Linked DNA regions of Homo sapiens: region 2 is linked to region 1. A link is an interaction called in ENCODE POLR2A ChIA-PET data of the cell type or tissue named here. Cell type or tissue: endothelial cell of umbilical vein. All regions are shown on one strand. Links, peaks and the distances in the headings refer to the core of each region. The heading gives the core; the rest is flanking DNA.

The links. Peaks named below come from ENCODE experiments on the same cell type or tissue, not always from the same donor. Only the 100,000 strongest peaks of a DNase experiment are listed, where the experiment ranks them.
Region 2: POLR2A ChIA-PET joins it to region 1 with 7 read pairs; 4 of 35 experiments call an interaction of 5 or more read pairs at or near these places.

The regions. Positions count from the first base shown.
Region 1 is chr12:93,010,088-93,021,177 of GRCh38, reverse strand. LINC02413 (long intergenic non-protein coding RNA 2413) reads right to left here. Exons shown (of 4, transcript XR_945212.3): 4 at 1,571-1,767. All of the region lies in intron 3 of LOC643339 (a long non-coding RNA gene), which reads left to right. Among named protein-coding and RNA genes, the nearest start is that of LINC02413, 25 kb to the right of the region's middle. In endothelial cell of umbilical vein, for the core only: no CTCF peak of the experiment used is centred there; DNase peaks (open chromatin) are centred at 4,187 and 5,077; H3K27ac peaks cover 2,487 bases.
Region 2 is chr12:93,277,901-93,288,990 of GRCh38, reverse strand. The region is part of intron 2 of LOC643339 (a long non-coding RNA gene); the gene reads left to right. Among named protein-coding and RNA genes, the nearest start is that of NUDT4, 94 kb to the left of the region's middle. In endothelial cell of umbilical vein, for the core only: no CTCF peak of the experiment used is centred there; a DNase peak (open chromatin) is centred at 8,750.

The DNA of each region.
Region 1 (11,090 bases), core at 1,886-9,885:
CCCAGTTTTGTAATTTCCACATTTTTCCTTGATAATTTAGTCAAATCAGGACACTTTGTTTTCTTAAACAATTGTAATGCTCATATTAAAGGCCTTCATGGGGAAATTCCATTTTAGAAATTACTGTGGAGATGTAACAAAGCTCATCAGTGCCTTATTTTCTTGAAGAATATACTCCTTCATTTGACCTCCTAAAAACAACCTCCTTATCACTTGGCCTTTGTGTTAGTCATCAGTGCTGTTTACTGGGGGTCATGAGTATCTGCCCACCCTCCCTCTCAGCATGTGGTGGGATGGTGTTTCTCTGCTCCCCTTGAAGTTAGATAAGCCAGGTGACTTGCTTTGGCCAGTGAAATGTGAGGGAGTGGGGGATGTGTGTCACTTCCTGGTGGAAGTTTTAAGAACCAGTGTGCCCTTCCCTACCTTATCCTTCCCATTTCACTGGCGATGGGTCAAACTGAAGCCCCCATCAGCCTGAGGTCTCTCAGCAATTTCTATGAGTAATATGTTCACATTTCTTATAGATGGAAAGTCAAAACGATCAAAGAAAATGTTTCTTTGAAGTGCCTTAGAGAAATAACTGGCTAGACAGGTCTATTTCAACTCCTCCCTTTTATTTGAAGACATGACTTCATAGTGCATTACAATCTGTGTGAGCACGGGTGGCTTCAAAGGCCTATGCGGGATCAGCGGCCCTTCCCAGTGTAAACACGAATCTACTGTGTCTGATTAGTGCCTTTCACAGCCATCAGTCCCTGCCATTGTTAGGAACGCCAGGCTTAGAGTCAGAATTATAAGCTTTGTTTAATAAAAGATATTTACTCCTCAGTCCTGAGAGTTATCTGCAAGGTGTCCCTGTTCCCTAGTCCCTCCCAGACAGGCCACCCCACATCTTTTGCCTCTCTTTTGTTCTTGAAGTTCCGCAGTCACTCCCTGTGCAGAGGTAGCCTGGGTACTCTGCTGCTAGCTTTCATTTGCCCATATCCAGAGCTGGGCTGTGATAGAGACCCCTGCAGTATGGGAGCCTGGCTGACTGTTGGACTTTGTGGCTGCTGATCCTGCCTTGTTTCTTGGGCTTGGAGCCAGGGCTGACCTTGGACAAAGTACTAAGCAGGCTAACTTTGTTCTCAGACCCGCACATCCCTCTTCACACTTGGGCGACAGCACTGCATTGGACAAATGGGGGACTGACTCTCCCACTACACTTCCTAGCTGTGTGACCTTGAGCAAATGACTTAAAATCTTGACACCTCAGCTTCCTGAGCTCTTAAAGCTGGTACTGGTGCCTAGCTCAAAAGGTGACTGTGAGGGCCAAATAACACAATACATATATGCTTGGCATACTGTAATCCTTCAATCTATTTTAAGTTTTATTGTTAGTTTTATTAGTTTTAGTCTTACTAAGATGCAAATGACTGGCAAGGCGTGGATGTGTTCCTCCTGGGCTGTGGGAAGCCTGGTGTACAGGAGCCTAGTGTTCCTCCCGGAGGAGAGACAGTGACAGCAAGGCACACACACCTCAGCATGGCTCTGCACTGTCTGCTCACCTACATGCATAGAAGAACTCTTCTGGAATAGAAGACCCTTTATTTCTTTGTGAAAACAGCTTGTGCTGCTGAGGCAAATAACAGAAAATAATGAGCTCTGGAAAGTGATGGTTCTTAGGAAATCCTCAGCAATTTGGGATAAACGGGAGAGTGGAACATGAAGCTGGGCAGTGCCCAAGATCGATGCAGTGAATGAGTCCATAAGTCCATCACACACGTTCTGCGGAGAAAGGAAAACATGGTGTATGAAATGTTTTAGTAAGTACTAAACATTTACTAAACAGCTAGCACAAAAACTGCTTATCACGTGAGGCATAAAACTGTAGTAGAAGTTGGAAATGCACAAGTGGTGTGAGACCGTACAGAAAGCATGAATCTTGATGGAACTGAGACATGGGAGAAAGCAAGGGGCCCGGCTGATCATTGCATTTTCACAGGCTGAGGGATTGGTGTAAGATGTCCGATATATTCCTGTCCAAAGTCAAGTGTTGGCTTTACTCTGTTGGTGTGTGTCTGCCTCTCCATTGGCCAATGGCCTGCTTGAAGAGAGGGTTCTGTCTTCATCACTCTTCTCTCTCTTTCAAACTAGCTCTGTGTCTGGCACTTGGTAAGTGTCACCTAGGTGTTTAGTGAGTGAATAATTGAGTGAATCCATCTCAGGAGCCAGGTTCCAAGGTCTAAGCAGGTCTAGCATATAGGAAGCTTGTGCTAAGACAGTCAGCTAGGACCCGTAGGTGTCTGCCTAAGGACAGGATGGGTGGAGGCATAGGTGGGTAGGAAAGAGGCCAGCCTCCTCCAGGGCATTCCAGTTATGAAGTGTGAAGGTCTGCAGGGACTTTGAACTCAGCATTGCAAAAGTTTACCGGTTCCATTGATGAAGATACAGGAAAAGGTAGGCTGAGATCCTGGTAGAGCCACTCAGGAGGTTAAAAAGACCATGGTTTTGAGGGAAGCATGGAGCCAAAATGGTGTCAAACCTCTTAGATCTCAGAAGGAACCCAACCTTGAAGATTAAGTTATCTGTGTCTAGAGAACATCATACCTTGGGCTGGGTGCAGTAACTCACCCCTGTAATCTCAGCACTTTGGGAGGCCAAGGTGAGAGTATGGGTTGAGCCGAGGAGTTTGAGACCAGCCTGGGCAACATATTGAGACCCCAGCTCTACTAAAAAAAAAAAAGTTAGCATGGTGGTACATGCCTGTAGTCTCAGCTATGCAGGAGGCTGAGGTGGGAAGATAGCTTGAGCCCAGGAGCTACAGGCTGCAGTGAGCCATAATCGCACTACTGCTCTCCAGCTTGAGTGACTTTTGGAGATCTTGTCTCCAAAAATTAGTTAGTTAATTAAGTATATAAAACTAAAAAAATAAAATTCTACTTTGTTTGAGGCACCTCAGGATCTTACCCGGATACAATAGCAATCATTTTTTGAGCACTTTTATGCCAGACATTGTGCTAAGTGTTTTGTCTACTTTATCTAATTTAATTTTCATAACAGCTTCAAAGATAAGTACCATGATTCCCATTTTAAAGATGGGAACTGAGGCTTAGTAAAGTTAAGCAACCAATAAATTATAGATCAGAGATGCAAAGCCACACTGCATGACTACAATATCTCATGCCATTGACCACCAAGAAAAACTCCTACCTTTATTTTATTTGTAGGTTAGGGTGTGTGAATATGTGTGTAGACTTAAAATATCTACCCTCGTTTTATGATTCTTCTACAAATGTTGCTTCTAGAACTCCTTGGCTATACCCTTAAATTTCTAGACTAGAGAGACACAGATGGACTTTATGGTGGTACCCAGGATCTCTATCTCCTGAAGTTTCTGCCCTCTTGAGTGTAGGCAGGACCTGTGACTTGCCTGTAACCAGTGGAATATGGCAAAGGTAATGGGGTGTCATTCCCAAGATCATGTTTGTTCATGTAGAACTCTGTTTTCTTAGTAGACCCAGGTAGAGTCTCTCTCTCTCTCTCTCTTTCTCTCTCTGTTGCTGACTTTGAAGAATTGAGTTGCCATGAACCCTACAATGGCAAAGAAATAAATTCAACAACCTGAGGGAGTATGCACAGAGATCTTTACCTGGTCAAGCCTCTGATGAGAACCCAACCTTGACCAACACCTTGATTGCCACCAGGTGAGACCCTAAGGACAGAACCCAGCAGAGCTGTGTTCAGGCTCCTGACTCAAAGAGCATGTGAGATAATAAGCATGTGTTGCTTTAAGCTGTTAAGCGTGTGGTAGTTTGTCACACAGCATAGAAAACAAATACACAGACCATTACCTGAAAAACAAAAACAAAAACAAAAAACCTTGCTGTGTGATGATTGGAGAGACACTGGGTTCAGAGGATGGGGCAAAGCTGCTCTTATTTTTTTCCATTGGTGGAAATTAGTCTATGAGAATCCTCCTCCTTTGTGAGCAACAAGAAGGCCTTTGTTAAAAAAAAAAAAAAAAAAAAAAAAAAGCCTATCTCCCTTTGTTCTCCAGCCAGCCTCTCTCTCTCGGGTGTCCTCTAGAGTCCTAGCTCTCAAGCTCTCAGTGGAGCTGGGCAGTGGGGAATAATGTCATAGTCCCTTCAGGCTGTTATCACAAAATGCCATAGACTGGGTAGATTATAAACACAGAAATTTATTTCTCACAGTTCTGGAGGCTGGGAAGTCCAAAATTAAGGTATTGACAGATTTAGTGTCTGGTGAGGGCCTGCTTCCTCATAGCCAGTCGTTTTCTCACTGTAACCTCACATGCTAGAAGAAGCAGGGGATCTCTCTGAGGCCTGTTATATGGGGCACTAATCCCATGATGAAGGTTCCACCCTCCGGACTTCATCTAACTCTAACGACCTCCCAGAGGCCCCATTCCTAATATCATCACCTTGGGAATTAGAACTCCAACATATGAATTTCAGGGGAATGCATATTCAGTCCATTGCAGAGGGTTCAAGTCCCTTCCATTATGCCCAATGGAGGGGAAATAAAAATGGTATGGCTTCAGGGTGAAGTATCTACAGGATAAACATATCTTTCCATATCCTGATTAATTCTAATCATATATTCTCTGTATTATGATGCCTGATGTTCCTGGGGTTTTTTTTTTGTTTTTTTTTTTTTTTGCCATGTTACCAAAGACTCCCTTCTATTATTTTAGTTGGTATAAAACAGGGTCTAATTAAGTTGTTAGTTCATTACCTCACCTCCGGGAAAGAGGGAAAAGAATAAAATTTCACTGGGCCTCACCTCTTATCAGAAAAAGGTTTTATATCACTGAGAATAGGGAAACTGCAGGTTAAAGGCTAAATTCCTTTGGTTGTAATGTAATACCAAAGCTGTTCTTTTTTTTTAAGGATCAAATAAAGCCTGTACTTAAACAAATTGTGTGTGCAAATACAATCGCTGTCCCTCTTGCTGTGACATGTTTGTGCTGGCTGAAGCTTGAAGTATTCTACCACTGAAGCTCACAGGGGTTTGGGTGGAGAGCTGATCCTGGGCAAAGAGGGCAGGTGACTTATTGATTGCATGAAAATTCCCTCCCTGCAAGCAAAACAATAGCATCACTGCCATTCGTGCCTCAGCTTCATGGTGGGGCGGTAGGAGAATGTGTGTTTTGCCTGCTTTGTTGCAAGGAGGAAAGGGAGGGTTGCTCTGTCCTGGTTGAGGAGGCAAAGGTGGCATTCCTGTATTTTTGTTGGATCCCTTTGCATGAACAACCTCACCTGTCAAAACATGGTGAGAAATAGAAGTAGAACAAAGAAGAGAGAAGCAGGAACCAGTGAGAAGACAGATTGAACTGAGCCAGGACCTTAAAATACAAGCTGTAAAATGTCCGATTGCATTTTATTTTACAGCTGCTTGAACTTACCATTTTTGGCTAACGTGTATGTGTGTATTTATATATTTGTCTATATAACTAACCATGAAATTGTTATGTCTAGGCCAATGGATTTTTTTATTTTTATTTTTTAGAGACAGGGTCTTGTTCTGTCACCCCAACTGGAGTGCAGTGACATGATCATAGCTCACTGTAACCTCCAACTCCGGGACTCAAGCAATTCTCCATCCTCAGCCTCCAGAATAGCTGGGACTATAGCAGTGAGCCACTGCTCCCAGCAACAATGGATATTTTTTAATATTATCGTGTGTGTAGATATAATCATAAATATATAATTTCTGGACAACAAGTATCAAACATATTAATTTGCTTTGTGTAATGCCTTTCACCACCTAACAATAGCTAGTGATTTCCAGCTTTTTAAGACACAGCTTTATAAATGAAGTGCTTAGGCAGTGGAGTGGCTCAGGCCTATAATCCTAGCACTTTGGGAGGTTGAGATAGGCAGATCGCCTGAGGTCAGGAGTTTGAGGCCAGCCTGGCCAACGTAGTGAAACCCAATCTCTACTAAAAATACAAAAAATTAGCTGTGTGGTGGCGCATGCCTGTAATCCCAGCTGCTTGGGAGGCTGAGGCAGGATAATCACTGGAACTGGGGAGCCGGAGGCTGCAGTGAGCCGAGATCATGCCACTGCAATCCAGCCTGGGCAACAGAGCGAGACCCTGTCTCAAAACAAATAAACAAATAAATAAATAAGCAAAGTGCTTTCACATAATTATCTCAGTTAGAGGCCTGAACATCAGCTCACCCTCTTTTTCTCTGAGGACTCTTAGAACTTCCACTCTTGACTTTCAGGCCCAGTCTAACAACGACGTATCCCTCAGAATTTCATGATAACCAAGGGCAGCTCTGTCACTTGGGCTCTGCTCTCCAGTGTGACTCAAAGCCTTCTTCCTATTCCTGGTATTTCTGAGTTCCTGAAACTGCCCTCCTGCCTCTTGTCCTGGGATCATCTCATGCAGCATTTTCTCCAAATATTCCTTTCACCTGTTTGCTCTAACGGACATTGGAAGACTTCTGAGGCCATTTCCTTCCCCACTGCCTCTTCAAGGACAGGATAGTTTTTTGTTTTGTTTTGTTTTTTCTTTCTCATCCCCCTTGCACCCTAAGGCCAAGAAGTAGAAAAAGCATCCCCCTGGCTCCTCACTGTTGACTGCAAAGCATTTCTCTCCCTCCCTCCTGACACTGTCTCCTCTTGCTCCTTTCCCCCCATCTTGGACCAGTCATCTCCTTGACCTCCGCTCATTCCTGCTCATTCAAAAACACTTGAGCCCCTGACCAATGTGCTTTCTCTCCACCCACTCCTGCATCATTCTCTGACCTCAGCTTTCACAGGCTGCCTCTCTACACCCTGATATCTCAGTTCCTTAACTTCTTTACCCCACTCCACCTCATCTCAGCCAGTCACCCCCTTGGCCACTACTGGGCTTTTTATTTACACCACCAGTACCTGCTTTCTTTCTGAAATTTCCAACTACTATCTATTTCTTAGTCTTTGGCTGACTGGCTTTGTAGTTACTTTTTTTTTTTTTTTTTTTTTTGAGATGGAGTCTCGCTCTGTCACCCAGGCTGGAGTGCAGTGGTGCAATCTCGGCTCACTGCAACCTCCGCCTCCCTGGTTCAAGCGATTCTCCTGCCTCAGCCTCCTTAGTAGCTGGGATTACAGGTGCGCACCACCATGCCTGGCTAGTTTTTGTATTTTCAGTAGAGATGGGGTTTTCCCATGTTGGCCAGGCTGGTCTCGAACTCCTGACCTCAGGTGATCCACCCACCTTGGCCTCCCAAAGTGCTGGGATTACAGGCATGAGCCACCAAGCCCAGCCCGTAGCTACATTTATTTTACCTTAAGCATGGACTCTGACACTTAAGAATTATCTGTTAGCCTTCTATCTTTACTTATTATTTATTTTTTGGAGGCAGGGTCTCCCTCTGTTGCCTAGGCTGGAATGTGGTGGCATGATCACAGCTCACTGCAGCCTCTGCCTCGGATCCTCCCACCTCAGCCTCCAGAGTAGCTGGGACCACAGTACTCTGCACCATCACACTAGGCTAATTTTTTGTTTTGTATAGATGGGGTCTCACTTTGATGCCCAGGTTGGTCTTGAACTTCTGGGCTTGAGGGATCCCCCCGACTTGGCCTCCCAAAGTGCTAGGATTACAAGCATGAGCCATTACACCTGGCCCCATCTTCATTTTCTTCCCATCTGGTTTAGAGTTCATTTCCATTGATATCACTTCCTTAAAATTATTCTTGGCTCATTAGATATTCATAGACAAAAATAAATCTTCATCTAAATCTCATACCTTATACAAAAATTAACTGATTATGAATTATAGAGGTAAATGTAAAATGCAAAACTATGAAGCTTTTGGAAGATAACATAGAAGAGTCTTTGGGACCTTGGGCTTGGTAAAGTGTTCTTGAATGTGATACCAAAAGCACAAACCGTTAGAAAAATAATAAATTGGACTTTATCAAAAATTTAAAAGTTTTACTCTGCAAAAGACCCTGTTGAAGATAAAAAGACAAGCTAAAGACTGGGAGAAATATTTGCAAATCACACATCTGACAAAGGACTAGTATCTGGAATATATAAAGAACTCTGAACCTCAACATTAAAAAGAATCTAGTTGAAAGTTGGCAAAAGACATCCAGAGAGTTCACCAGAGAGGATACAAAGATGGCAAACAAGCATTTGAAGATATGTTCAATATCACTAGCCATTAAGGGAAATGCAAATTAAGACCATTACTATACACATATTAGAACAGTTGAAATGAAAACTAATGACAACATATTGATATAAATAAATTGTCAAATAAATAAATAGATGGAGGAGAATAGACAAATCTTCCATGTAAATGAATTTCAAACAATTTATGAGGGTACTGTACCCTGAAGGAGGTGGAACATAGCTTCCCATTCTTTAAGTGACTTCCTTCTGAAGAGTAGTGTGGAAAGAGGGAAAAGTAACTTCACAATGAAGAAATGTGACAAACACTATTTCAACCAGTTGAGCAAGGTTGATATCAATAGTGATGTTCTATTGATACTATGTAACCTTGATAGAATATGATGAGAATTCTATCAAGAATTCTTTTTTATTTTTTATTTCTTTTTGAGATGGAGTCTCGCTCTGTCGCCCAGGCTGGAGTACAGTGGAGCGATCTCCGCTCATTGCAACCTCCGCCTCCCAGGTTCATGCCATTCCCCTGTCTCAGCCTCCTGAGTAGCTGGGACTACAGGCTCCCACCACTGCATCTGGCTAATTTTTTGTATTTTTAGTAGAGACGGTGTTTCACTGTGTTTGCCAGGATGGTCTCAATCTCCTGACCTCGTGATCCACCCGCCTCGGCCTCCCAAATTCTATCAAGAATTCTTGACTGCACTTTATCTGTGTGGTCTTCCTCCCCACAACCCCCATCTGAACATGAGAAAAACATTAGAAAACATTATGAAATCAAGTACAGTTAACTCTTAAACAATATGGGTTTGAACTGTGTGAGTCTACTTAAACTCAGATTTTCTTCCACCTCTGCTGCCCCTGAAACAGCAAGACCAACCCCTTCTCTTCCTCCTCTTCTTCATCCTATTCAATGTGAAGATGATGAGGATGAGACCTTTGTGATTATCCACTTAATGAGTAGTAAATATATTTTCTCATCCTTATGATTTTCTTAATAACATTTTCTTTTCTCTAGCTTACTTTATTTGTAAGAATACAATATATAATACATATACAAAATATGTGTTAATTGACTATTTATGTTAACAGTAAGGCTTCTGGTTAACAGCAGGCTATCAATAATTAAGTTTTGGTGGGGAGTCAAAAGTTATACTTGGATTTTCAACTCCTGGAAGGGTCAACACCCCTAACTTCCACATTGTTCAAGAGTCAACTGTCTATGTTAAATAGAGACTTGAACACAACTTTTCTGTCCCTAGAACCAGTGCTTTTTGTACTGTGTTTAACTTACCAGTGGGAAGGTGCTTTTTGATGGCTGTGGATTCAACCCATAGCCACGCAGAGTCTCAGGCTCCTCTGGATTACACAAAATTCAGGAATTCAAAGACTAAAGGACCCATTTCAATGGTTCCCAAATGCCGGGAAGGGCCAGAGTTTTTACTGGCCCACAGAACACCTATTGTAAAAATTCCCAGCTTCTCTCTGTAAGGCAAGGAGACCATATGGTTCTGCCCTGAAAGTGAGGGGCAATAACTGAGGAGAGTCCTGAGCTTACTTCCTGCGGAGTCCCAGCCACCCACCTGGCCTGGCTCAACCGGCCTTTCTACCTGCCCATTGTAAGCAAGGTAAAAGGAAGGACTTGAGAATGTGGGAGCTACTGTTCCTGAGCATATTGATTTGCCTAGACTATGTCAGAATAATTGAAACGGCATTAGGCCGGGCATGGTGGCTCATGCTTGTAATCCCAGCATATTTGGGAGGCCGAGGTGGATGAGTCACCCAAGCTAAAGAGGTTGACACCAGCCTGACCAACATAGCGGAACCCCGCCTCTACTAAAAATACAAAAAATTAGCTGGGCATGGTGGCGGGCACCTGTAATCCACCTACTCTGGAGGCTGAGGCAGGAGAATCGCTTGAACCCAGGAGGCAGAGTTTGCAGTGAGTCCAAATCGTACCATCACTCCAGACTGGGCAACAAGAGTGAAACTCCATCTCAAAAACAAAAAACAAAACACTATTAAGACTATTGTTTTTATTTTTGCTCATATCTGTAAAACAGAATTTTTCATGATGGCACTGATAAAAATATAACACCAAAACAAATGACACCTTAGAGCCCTTCATCATGGGTGCTATCAAATACCAGAGTATGAAATACATATAGTGCTATCAAATTAAAAAAAAATTGTACCAAGGGAACATAATATTTGTTGTAGTATAAAATAAATTTTAATGTTATAAATGTTTCTAAATGTATATAAAACTATAAGTATATCCTTTAAAATTATCTACGGTTAACAAATTGTATTTCTTGGGAAGAGCTCTTTTGTATTCTGACATTATGAACTTCCTACATTTTTGGTGTGGAAATATCCTTTCCTGTCTGAAATGATGGCAATGGTAGCTTTTTGTTATTGTTGTTATTGGCAAAATTAACAGTTTGGCAACTCTATGTTAGCTCTTTCTACTGCCTTGGGAAATTTTGCTGTCCTGAAAACTTAAAGTCTGAAAACTACTAACCTAGGAACGCTATTATTCTAAAATATAGGAGAATTAAATAAATGATTTTTAAAAATCCTATATGAATTAAAAACTCATTTGGCTGGGGGAAGGCTGGGAAAAAAAAAGAACTCAGAAACTTTGGCTGGTTTCATTAGTTTGTGTTTCACATAATCCACTGTGTAAAATTTCACTTTCTCCTACCACTTCTTTACTAGGTTATTTTATAAACACCAAATCTGAAAAGAACTGAAATTGTAGAAACTGGAATATATTATAGTTCCGTAGTATCATATATCACAACTCTTTAGAACATGTATTTTTCACTGAATGATACACTATAAAGGTTTGCTTTCATTTGTTGTCTGTGTGTTTGCTTTGATATTTTTGCTTTTGATGTCACATGAGTACGATGCATTAGTGAAATTTGCAAAATGTGCTCTGTAATAGTTGGGGTAGCTTCTT
Region 2 (11,090 bases), core at 1,747-9,746, 270 kb before region 1:
TTAAACCTGTCAGGGAAGGCAAGATTTATAAGACTATTTACAATCCTGGGAATCATATTCACTGCTGCTTGGAACTCAGAAGGGTGTAAGATCTGGGGAAACACTTTTATTATTTCCATGCTCCAAGAGCCAAGGAGAGGAATGAGATTTTTTAGCTTATAGCTGATGCCTAAGATGGTTTATATGTAGAATGACAAGCCAGCCACAAAAGTAAATTGTCTCCAGGGGAATTATTGTCCTGGGCTCTTTAAAGTGCAAACTATTTTTTAGGGAAACTAGGATTAGGACTTGAAAACAGATTGGAAACCAACTTCCAATTTTGTTGGCCAGATATGTGGGAGCTTTCTGTGGATGATGCAAAATGACTTTTAGAGCATTAGTATTATGGAAGTAGACTAGAAGCCTGCTTTTTCAATAGTGATTTTTTTTCTTTTTCTTCATCAGTTAATTGATTGCTCGTCTATAAACATTACCAGCTATTCAGCTTGTTTCTGTCTTGGTATCTACACGATATTATTCTTTTTCATAGCTGTTTTATGCTTTGCTAGGATAAGATTTAAGTGAATTATTTTGACATTAATGAGGCATTTCTGTGGAATACTAATCTCACTATATACACGAGAGTCATTTGAATTTTTCTGGCATTTTTGGGTGGATTCTTAGAAAGTTTCTAACAGATCAGAATTAAATAATTATGGCTTTGGTATAGACTTGGGTAGTTAGAAATTCACTGTTAAAAACCACTAATGAGAACAAAAAATTCAGTAAGGAACCATATTCTAAGGACCATGGCTTGGAAGAGCAGCCAGTGGTTGCAGATGAGGAAGCTCATTTCTCTTTTCCTGCTAATTGCTTTCAATTTTATTTTATTTTATTTCATTTTTTGAGATGAAGTTTTGCTCTTGTTGTTCAGGCTGGAGTGTAATGGTGTGGTCTCGGCTCACTGCAACCTCCAATTCCTGGGTTCAAGTGATTTTCCTGCCTCAGCCTCCCAAGTAGCTGGGATTACAGGCACCTGCCATCACGCCCAGCTCATTTTTGTATTTTTAGTAGAGATGGGGTTTCACCATGTTGGTCAGGCTGGTCTCGAACTCCTGATCTCAGGTGATCCACCCACCTTAGCCTCCCAAAGTGCTGGGATTACAGGCATGAGCCACTACCTCAATTTTAAAATTTGAAAATGCAAACAGTATGTCTACCTCCCTTCTAAAGACGCTGGCAATACTTCGGTGTGCAGGATAATAGAGGATTATGTTTTACACCTAAACAAAGCAAGAGAAACTCCCCCTTTACCCTTTGGCAAGCACTACAAATGTTTCCTTCTTTTACTGTCAGTATTCCAGCCCCTAGAATTCAAAGCAAACAGGGGTTTGAGAATGAGAGCCAGGTATGGTGAATCAGGCTATGGTTTCAAACTTTCCATGTGCTCCAGACCTTTATAAAGGCTTTGATTATTTATTTTTAAATATCACAAAAAAACTGTTATCACAGATTCATGATAAAAGAATGGAAAATCTACAATTAGCAATTTGAATATTTCATACACACACACACACACACACAAGTGTGCGTTGTAAGAGTATTTACTGGGGAGAGGAAAGGGTGTGTGCTTAGGATCTGGGTTTGAGTCTTCATGACATCACTCCTTAGTTATGTTATCTTGGGGAAGTTCCTTGATCTTTCTGAACCTTGATTCTCATGTGTTAAATATTCCTACCCCAATTTTTTTTTTTTTCTTAAGGCAAGGTCTTGCTCTGTCACCTAGGCTGGGGTACAATGGTGCCATCACGGCTCATTGCAGCCTCAAACTCCTGGGTACGAGCAATCCTCCTGCCTCAGCCTTGTGAGTAGCTGGGACTACAGGTGCACACCACCATGCCCGGCAATTTTTTTATTTTTATTTTTAAAATTTTTGTAGAGATGGGGTCTTGCTCTGTTCATAAGGCTGGCCTTGAATTCCTGGTCTCAGGTGATCCTCCTGCCTTACAGGCATGAGCCACCATGCCTGGCCGTACTGCATTTTTTTTTTTTTTTTTTTTTTTTGAGACGGAGTCTCACTTTGTCTCCCAGGCTGGAGTGCAGTGGCGCGATCTCTGCTCACTGCAAGCTCCGCCTCCCGGGTTCACGCCATTCTCCTGCCTCAGCCTCCGGAGTAGCTGGGACTACAGGCGCCCGCCACCACACCCGGCTAATTTTTTGTATTTTTAGTAGAGACAGGGTTTCACCACGTTAGCCAGGATGGTCTCCATCTCCTGACCTCGTGATCCGTCTGCCTCGGCCTCCCAAAGTACTGGGATGACAAGTGTGAGCCAAAGCGCCCGGCCCGTACTGCATATTTTTAAAAAGTAGAATTTAGATTAACTAATGAATATAAAAAGCCAGAAGAGTGCCATGTTCGTGCATAAATTATGTATTGTATAAATTATATATTGAAACAGTGTTTGATTGTTTTGTGGTCTGTTTGTAGAATGAATGAAAGAAGGAGCGTCTTGTGTTAAGAGGTTGGTAGCTCTGACTAGAATCATAGACAACCTGTTTAAAGCCTTAGATTTCTGCCAACTAGTCCTAAAAATGAAAGCACAATGAATAAGAGATAGATCATGTGTTGATCTTTCTGGTCAATGTGGAAACACAAGTTTTAAAAATGAGATATATTTTACATACAGGAAAATGCACCAATTTTAAGTGAATTTGTCAACGAATTTGGACAAATGATTACACTCATGTGATTGTCACCCAAGTCAAGATATGTATAGAACATTTCCCTCACCTTGACAGTTCCTTCGTGTCCCTTGGTGGTCAATACCTGCCTTTTGCAGAGGCAACCATTGTTCTGATTTCTGTCACTAGTTATGCCTGTTGCTAAACTTTATACACATGGGATAATATAGAATATACTCTTTTGTTTCTGGGTTCTTTCAACCAAGCTGATGATTTTGAGATGTATCCATAATGTTCTGCGTATCAGTAGTTTGTTCCTTTTTATTGCTGAGTGTTTGTTATCTCATCGTATGAACATATCACACTTTTTAATCCACTCTCTCGTTGCTGGACACTTGGATCTATTACGAATAGATCTGCTATAAACACTCTTGTCCAAGTCTTTTCTTTGACTTAATTTCATTTTTCTAACTACACACCACTTTGCTCTGGCTGCTCCACATCTTCACCAACACTTGATATTGTTAGTTTTTTTTTGAGACGGAGTCTCTCTTTGTCCCCCAGGCTGGAGTGCAGTGGTGCGATCTTGGCTCACTGCAGCCTCCGCCCCCCAGGTTCAAGGGATTCTCCTGGTTCAGCCTCCTGAGTAGCTGGGATTACAGGTGTGTGCCACCATGCCTGGCTAATTTTTGTATTCTTATATTTATTTATTTATTTATTTATTTATTTATTTATTTATTTTTTGAGACGGAGTCTTGCTCTGTCGCCCAGGCTGGAGTGCAATGGCACAATCTTGGCTCACTGCAACCTCCTGGGTTTAAGTGCCTCAGCCTCCTGAGTAGCTGGGATTATAGGCATGTGCCACCATGCCCGGCTACTTTTTGTATTTTTAGTATGCACAGGGTTTTACCATGTTGGCCAGGCTGGTCTCGAACTCCTGACCCCAGGTGATTTGCCCGCCGCCTCGGCCTCCCAAGGTGCTGGGATTATAGGCGTAAGCCACCACGCCTGGCTGATATTGTTAGTTTTTAAAATTTTAGTTACTCTGGAAACAAAAATCTTTACCACCTGATTAAGCCCAAGTGATTTGCAGCAGTTATTCTTTACTATCTTTTTTTTTTTTTTTTTTTTTTAAGACGGAGTTTCGCTCTTTCCACCCAGGCTGGAGTGCAATGGCACGATCTTGGCTCACTGCAACCTCCACCTCCCGGGTTCAAGCAATTCTCCTGCCTCAGCCTCCTGAGTAGCTGGGATTACAGGCATACACCACCATGCCCGAATAATTTTTGTATTTTTTTTAGTAGAGACGGGGTTTCACCATGCTGGCTAGGCTGGTCTTGTACTCCTGACCTCAGGTAATCTACCTGCCTCAGCCTCCCAAAGTTCTGGGATTACAGGCGTGAGCCACCGCACCTGGCCTTCTTTAATATCTTGATTATTGTTAACTTTACAGTAAGACTTGAAATCAGAGCCAGGTGTGGTTGTGTGTGCCTGTAGTCCTAGCTACACAGGAGGCTGAGGCAGGAAGATCGCCTGAGCTCAGGAGCCCAGGTGCAGTGAGCTACGATCATGCCACTCACTCCAGCCTGGGCGATAGAACGAGATCCTGTCTCTAAAAAAAATTAAAAAGAAAAAAAAGGCCGGGCGCAGTGGCTCATGCTTGTAATCCCAGCACTTTGGCAGGCCGAGGCGGGCAGATCAAGAGGTCAGGAGATCGAGACCATCCTGGCTAACACGGTGAAACCCCGTCTGTACTAAAAACACACAAAAAATTAGCCGGGCGTGGTGGCGGGCGCCTGTAGTCCCAGCTACTCAGGAGGCTGAGGCAGGAGAATGGCGTGAACCCGGGAGCGGCGGAGCTTGCAGTGAGCCTAGATGGCGCCACTGCACTCCAGCCTGAGCGACAGAGCAAGACTCCGTCTCAAAAAAAAAAAAAAAAAAAAAACAAACAAAACCTTGAAATCAGGTAGTGTGAGGCAGCTAACATTCTTTTCCAAAATTGTTTTGGCTATCCTACTTCCTTTGCTTTTTCTTATATACTTTAGAATCAGCTTGTCAATTTCTGCAAAAATGTCTGGTGGAATTTTGAGTGTGATTGCATTGAATCTATAGATCAATTTAGGGAGAACTGATATTTTAACATATTGTGACTTCCAATCCATGAACACAGTGTATCCCTCCATTTGTTTAGATATTTTTTCCCCTACCATGCAAGAAATGTCAACTGCAGTTGAGCAGAAAAATACCCTGCTTGAAGTCTGCAAAGTCGAAATGATCTCTGATTCTGCAAAGTTTAGGACAAAATCCAATGATTCAACTTAATTTAATTTCTTTAAGGTCAACTTAATTTCTTCAGGTATTTATCATCAGTATATTTAAACACTCATTTGTAGAAAGGTCCTGATGGTGTGACACTTCCTAGGGTCTTAAAATGACCTTTTTCTATATCTTATCTTAAGAATTGAGGCCTGGAAAGGTTGTTTGTCTTATTTGTTTATAAATGATTCCACCAGTTACTAATGAGACAATCCTTGGAAACACATATTTGTTTCCACAAGAAACTTGACCTTTCAGTTTAAAAATACCATCTTAACTTCATCAAATTATAGCTGTGTACTAACTTGTTTTTATTTTATTGTAATCTGTAAAATTTACACTTATTGCCTAAACATTGATTTTCAGTCTAAGAGGGTCATTAGTCACAAATGTAAGATGTATTCTCAGTCTTCTTAAACACAATTCTAGTATGTTCTAGTTATTCAAAAAACCTTAAATAAAATAGAAACAAGAACAGTTGCCACAAAAAAGCAGCTTTTACCACTAAAAGTTGTCTTTTTGGATAAAAAAAGGATTGGCAGATTTTTGATAATTGGAGAAATGGAATTGTGGTTTGAATTGTTTCTTTTTCTGCTTTTATAGAAGAAACTGAAAATTTCCATAAAAGTTTATGTATCTGTGTTTTTTTTTTTTTTTTTTTTTGAGACAGAGTCTCACTCTGTTGCCCAGGCTGGAGTGCTATGGTATGATCTCAGCTCACTGCAACCTCCGCCTCCTGGGTTCAAGCGATTCTCCTGCCTCAGCCTCTCGAGTAGCTGAGATTACAGGCACGCACCACCACGTCCAGCTAATTTTTGTATTTTCAGTAGATACAGTGTTTCTTCATGTTGGCCAGGCTGGTTCGAACTCTTGACCTCAGGTGATCCACCCACCTCAGCCTCCCAAAATGTTGGGATTACAGGTGTGAGCCACCGCGCCTGGCCATATCTGTGTGTTTTTAAGGAACTTTCTAGTTAAGAGCTTTCTTCCTTCTATGAATTCAACTTTAGGAGGAGATACTTTTAATTGAAGTTTCAAAGACATATTTTTCTTATTTTTGAGATGGAGTCTCGCTCTGCTGCCCAGGCTGGAGTGCAATGGTTCAATCTCGGCCCACTGCAACCTCTGCCTTCCAGGTTCAAGTGATTCTTCCACCTTAGCCTGCCAAGTAGCTGAGACTACAGGTGCCCGCCACCACACCCAGCTAATTTTTGTATTTTTAGTAGAGATGGGGTTTTGCCATGTTCACCAGGCCGGTCTCAAACTCCTGACCTCAAGTGATCCGCCTGTCTCAGACTCCTAAAGTGCTGAGATTACAGGTGGGAGCCACCACACCTGGCCTCAAGGACATCTTTTTCTTTTCTTTACTTTTTTGAGATGGAATCTCGCTCTTTTGCCCAGGTTGGACTGCAATGGCATGATCTCAGCTCACTGCAACCTCCACCTCCCTGGTTCAAGCGATTCTCCTGCCTCAGCCTCCCAAGTGGCTGTGATTACAGGCGTGTGCCACCACACACGGCTAATTTTGTATTTTTAGTAGAGATGGGGTTTTGCCATGTTGGTGAGGCTGATCTCAAACTCCTGACCTCAGGTGATCCGCCTGTCTCGCCCTTCCAAAGTGCTGGGATTACAGGAATGAGCCACCACGCCCGGCCTCAAGGACATATTTTTCTTAATCTGAGTCTAGTACAATTAAGTATAAAGTATAAGAACTTTAAAAAATCTTTTTAAATTCAGAGTAGCAGTTTGCAAACTATTTCTGTAAAGGGCCAGATAATAAACATATTGGGCTTTGGGAGCCACATGGTCTCTGTTATGACTACTCATGGTAGAGACCATACACCAAAGCCAGCCTCAGAGGACACATAAACGAGTAGGTATGGTTCTGCTCCAATGAAACTTTTTGACTAACACAGACAAGGGGTCAGAGTTGACTTCTCTGATTTATAGGGTTTTGGGGGAATGAGCTATTATAAAGACTTTGGTAAAAGAAAACCATTCACCATTTACAGGAGGGCTCTCTCATGTCTTTTCTGGAAGCCTCAAAGTTAAACTCATCTTGAACCCAGGGTTAGTTGTCCATGTAGCTCCAGCTGTGCCACAAATTATCTGAGTGAGTTGGGAGAATTTGCTTGATACTTTATGCTTCTATTTCTTAATTTGTTTGTTCTTTTTCTTTAACTTTCTTTTAAATATTAAAAAACAATTTCTTATTTCTTATTGGGCAGCCTCTTGAGCCAGAGTAGGCTCAGAGACTCCCAATTTCTTAATTTACAACAGGAGGATGATGATAGATTTGCCTCAAATGGCTGTTGTGAGGATTAAATGGGTCAACGTGAATAAAGCACTTAGAATGCTGCCTGCCATGTAAGTTTTATGGAAGTGTTAGCTGATATTATTAGTAATCCATAATGAAAATAGAAATTAATCAGACTTTAATTTCAAACATCTTTTATAAATTGAACAAAGGTTGGTGCTATCTTTGGGAGGCTGAGGCAAGCAGATCACTTGAGGTCAGGAGTTGGAGACCAGCCTGGCCAACATGGTGAAACCCCATCTCTAGTTAAAAAAATACAAAAATTAGCAGGGCCTGGTGGTAGGCAGCTGCAATCCCAGCTACTTGGGAGGCTGACACAGGAGAATTTCTTGAGCCCAGGAGGTGGAGGCTACAGTGAGCTGAGATCGCACCACTGCACTCCAACCTGGGTGACAGAGTGAGACTCTGTCTCAAAAAAAAAAAAAAAAAACCCCCAAAAAACCCCCAAAATAGGTTGGTGTTATGATTTGAATGTTTATGTTCTCCCAAATTCATATGTTAAAACCTAATCACCAATGTGAAGTATAAGAAGGTGGGGTTTGGGGAGGTGATTAGGTTTTGAGGACAGAGCCGTAGCGAATGGGATTAGCGCCCTTATGAAAGAGGCCCCAGAAAGCTCCCTCACCCCTTCTTCCCTGTAGGGTTATAGCAAAAAGGAAGCAGTTTATGAACTAGGAAGCAGGCCCTCACTAGACACCAAATCTGCCAGTACCTTGATCTTGGACTTGACAGCCTCAAGAACTGGGGGAAATAAATTTCTGTTGTTTATTAACCACTCCTCTTATGGAATTTTATTATAGAAGTTCAAATAGACTAAGACAGTTGGAAAAATCATTTTTAGAATTAATATGTGGGAATGTAAAAGTAAATTGATCCAGCAACTCAGGCCATGCTTCTCTGTGGCAGCAATTGACTGATTAACAACTGCCTGCATCCATAGAGCATTTGTGTTCCAGCTCCTACACCCCCACCTAGCACAGTTTCTCGTTTATCTAATCTGCCTGACTTCTGTAGGCATTTGGGTTTCTGACCCTCAATCTAGAGAGACATACATTAAATCTCATTGGTATTTAATAGGCCAGGCTGGATTAGGAACCATAGTGGACCTAGCGTGGAGAAGAATATGATGTCTTCCAATCCCTACCTTCACCTGGCTTCTGTGTATTAAAACTAAAAACAATATTAAACTATACAAAAGTTCAGGCCAGTCCAACATAGTTCAGATTTTTTTCCCTCAATGTGATTTTCTGAGTGTTTTTTGGGAAGTAGGGAATTCTTTCTGTAGTCATTTTTTGGGTGCTGCTTTGTTGATATCTAACTATGGACTCAGTCTGTCTCTGGGGGCATCCTGGACACTTCCCTCCCTCCAACTTGCAGCATTTCTTTTCGCCTGGATTTCCTTGTACTCTTGCTCTGCATCCTGTCTGGAGTGTAATCTGAGCCCCAGCCTGTGTGACTGCAGCTGGGATACTCTGTTGCTTTCAACTCCCTCTCTTCCCAGGTCATAGGACCTGTTCTCCCTACCCATCTGCAGGACTAGATGCCAGACTTACGGCTGCAAAAATAATTACAAGTCCCTTGGGCAGTTGGGGCCAGGGCTCTGATATATTAGCACAAGAGCTGAGCTAGATGGTTGTGCAGGTGAAAGCCTGCAGTGACTGATTATGAGAGTGTCCCAAGAAGGCTTTGAATTTGATCATGCCCAAGGCTAGAGTCTTTGCACCTGTTAGGGATGATTCCCATTCTCCAGATAAGGACACTGATGATCTCTCAGTAAGTGGTAGAGTCTGCCTTTGAACCCAGGTCTGTGTGGTTGGTTTTGATGCTTTGTTGGGGGATGGAACATGGGCAATCACTCTTGCCTGTGAAGACAGAATAGATCACAGAGAAGACTGCATACTTGCTCAGCAGACTGTCCTTGCTAGCTTTGTCAGAACAATGGTATTAGTAACATGAGTCCTTTGGACTGTGATCAGGAAGAAGACATTTAAGGGTAACAGGTAAGACCTCTGAGTTCTTCTTTATTGCTCTTTCCTCTGACTTCTACTTGAGAAGTGTCCTCAGATTAGATTTCCTTTTCATTTTGTTTTCAACCTAGATTCTTGCAGAGAGAAGCAAACATAAGCAATCCTCTTGTTCTTGTTTCAACATGAAATGACAGTCATCAAACTGTAGGCTCTAGAGGAGCAGATTCCAAATCTGAAAGTTGTTAGCATGTTAGTCTGTTTGGGTAACTTAATTTACCTGGAGGAATCCTCCTGAAGTTTTCTTGAGCTGATTTTCCCATCATGATGAACACAGGGCCTTAAATGAAGACTTTTTGAGCAGAGGAGGAAAAACAAGAAAGGCATACAAGTGTGTGTGGGTGGCCCTATCCTAGGCTCACATTGTAGAACCTCCTGTGCATGGGGTTGTCCTTTACCTCTGTGCATTCTCTATGGAATGTAAGCTTCTCAAAGTCAGGGACTGCTGTCAGGGACTACTGTCTTCTTAATCTTTGCATCCTCCTCGCCTAGCACAGTGCCTGGCATACAGCAGGTGGCCAGGGATATTATGGACAAATGAATGCATGCATGGAAGGTAAAGAAGCATAGAGGGATGAGAAGCAGAAGGAAAGGTCTATGGCCAGAAGCATTTTGGGGGCATCTAGGGAGGCAGTGCTAGTGAATAGTGGGCCATGGAGTCAGACTGCTCAAGATGACTTCCTGGCCCCACCTCCCCTTACTGCATAACCTTGGACAAAGTACTAGACCTCTCCAGGCTCCATTTAAAAAATGCCTGTAAAGGCCAGGTGTGGTGGCTCACTCCTGTAATCCCAGCACTTTGGGAGGCCAAGGTGGGCAGATCATGAGGTCAAGAGATCGAGACCATCCTGGCTAACATGGTGAAACACCATCTCTACTAAAAATACAAAAATTAGCTGGGCATGGTGGTGCGCACCTGTAGTCCCAGCTACTCGGGAGGTTGAGGCAGGAGAATCGTTTGAACCCGGGAGGCAGAGGTTGCGGTGAGTGGAGATTGAGTCACTGCAGTCCAGCCTGGCAACAGAGTGAGACTCAGTCTCAAAAAAAAAAAAAAAAAAAAAAGCCTGTAAAATGCTGAGAAGATGGATTGTGATGGTCTTCATCTTACAGGACTGTTATGAGATATTTATTGGGTTACATGAGGTATTTATTGTGTCCTGGCTTGGGTAGGGCATCATATGCATAGAAGGCAATCTAGATTTTTGAGTATAAATGTGTAAGTTGAATGGAGTCAGAGATCTTAGAAGACTTTGATAGATGGCATGGAGGCTAGAAAAGTCCAAGACAGGCTGGGCGCAGAGCCTCATGCCTGTAATCCCAGCATTTTGGGAGGTTGAGGCAGGTGGATCACCTGAGGTCAGGAGTTCAAGACCAGCTTGGCCAGCAGGGTGAAACCCCACCTCTACTAAAAATACAAAATATTAGCCGGGCGTGGTGGGAAGCACCTGTAATCCCAGCTACTCAGGAGGCTGGGGCAGGAAAATTGTTTGAACCCAGGAGACAGAGGTTGCAGTGAGCTGAGACTGCGTCATCATACTCCAGCCTGGGCAACAACAGCGAAACTTTGCCTCAAAAAAAAAAAAAAAAAAAAAAAAAAAAAAAAAAAAAAAAAAGTCCAAGACAGATTGGTGGGGCAGAGAGGGAAAAAATTAAAAAAGAAAAGTCCAAGATATGTGAGGATATTGCGTTCTGAAAAAGAGGTCGAAACTGGCTAGAAAAAGTTGAAAGTAGGAAATAAATAAAATTCTGATGGGATTGGCAGGGGAAAATGA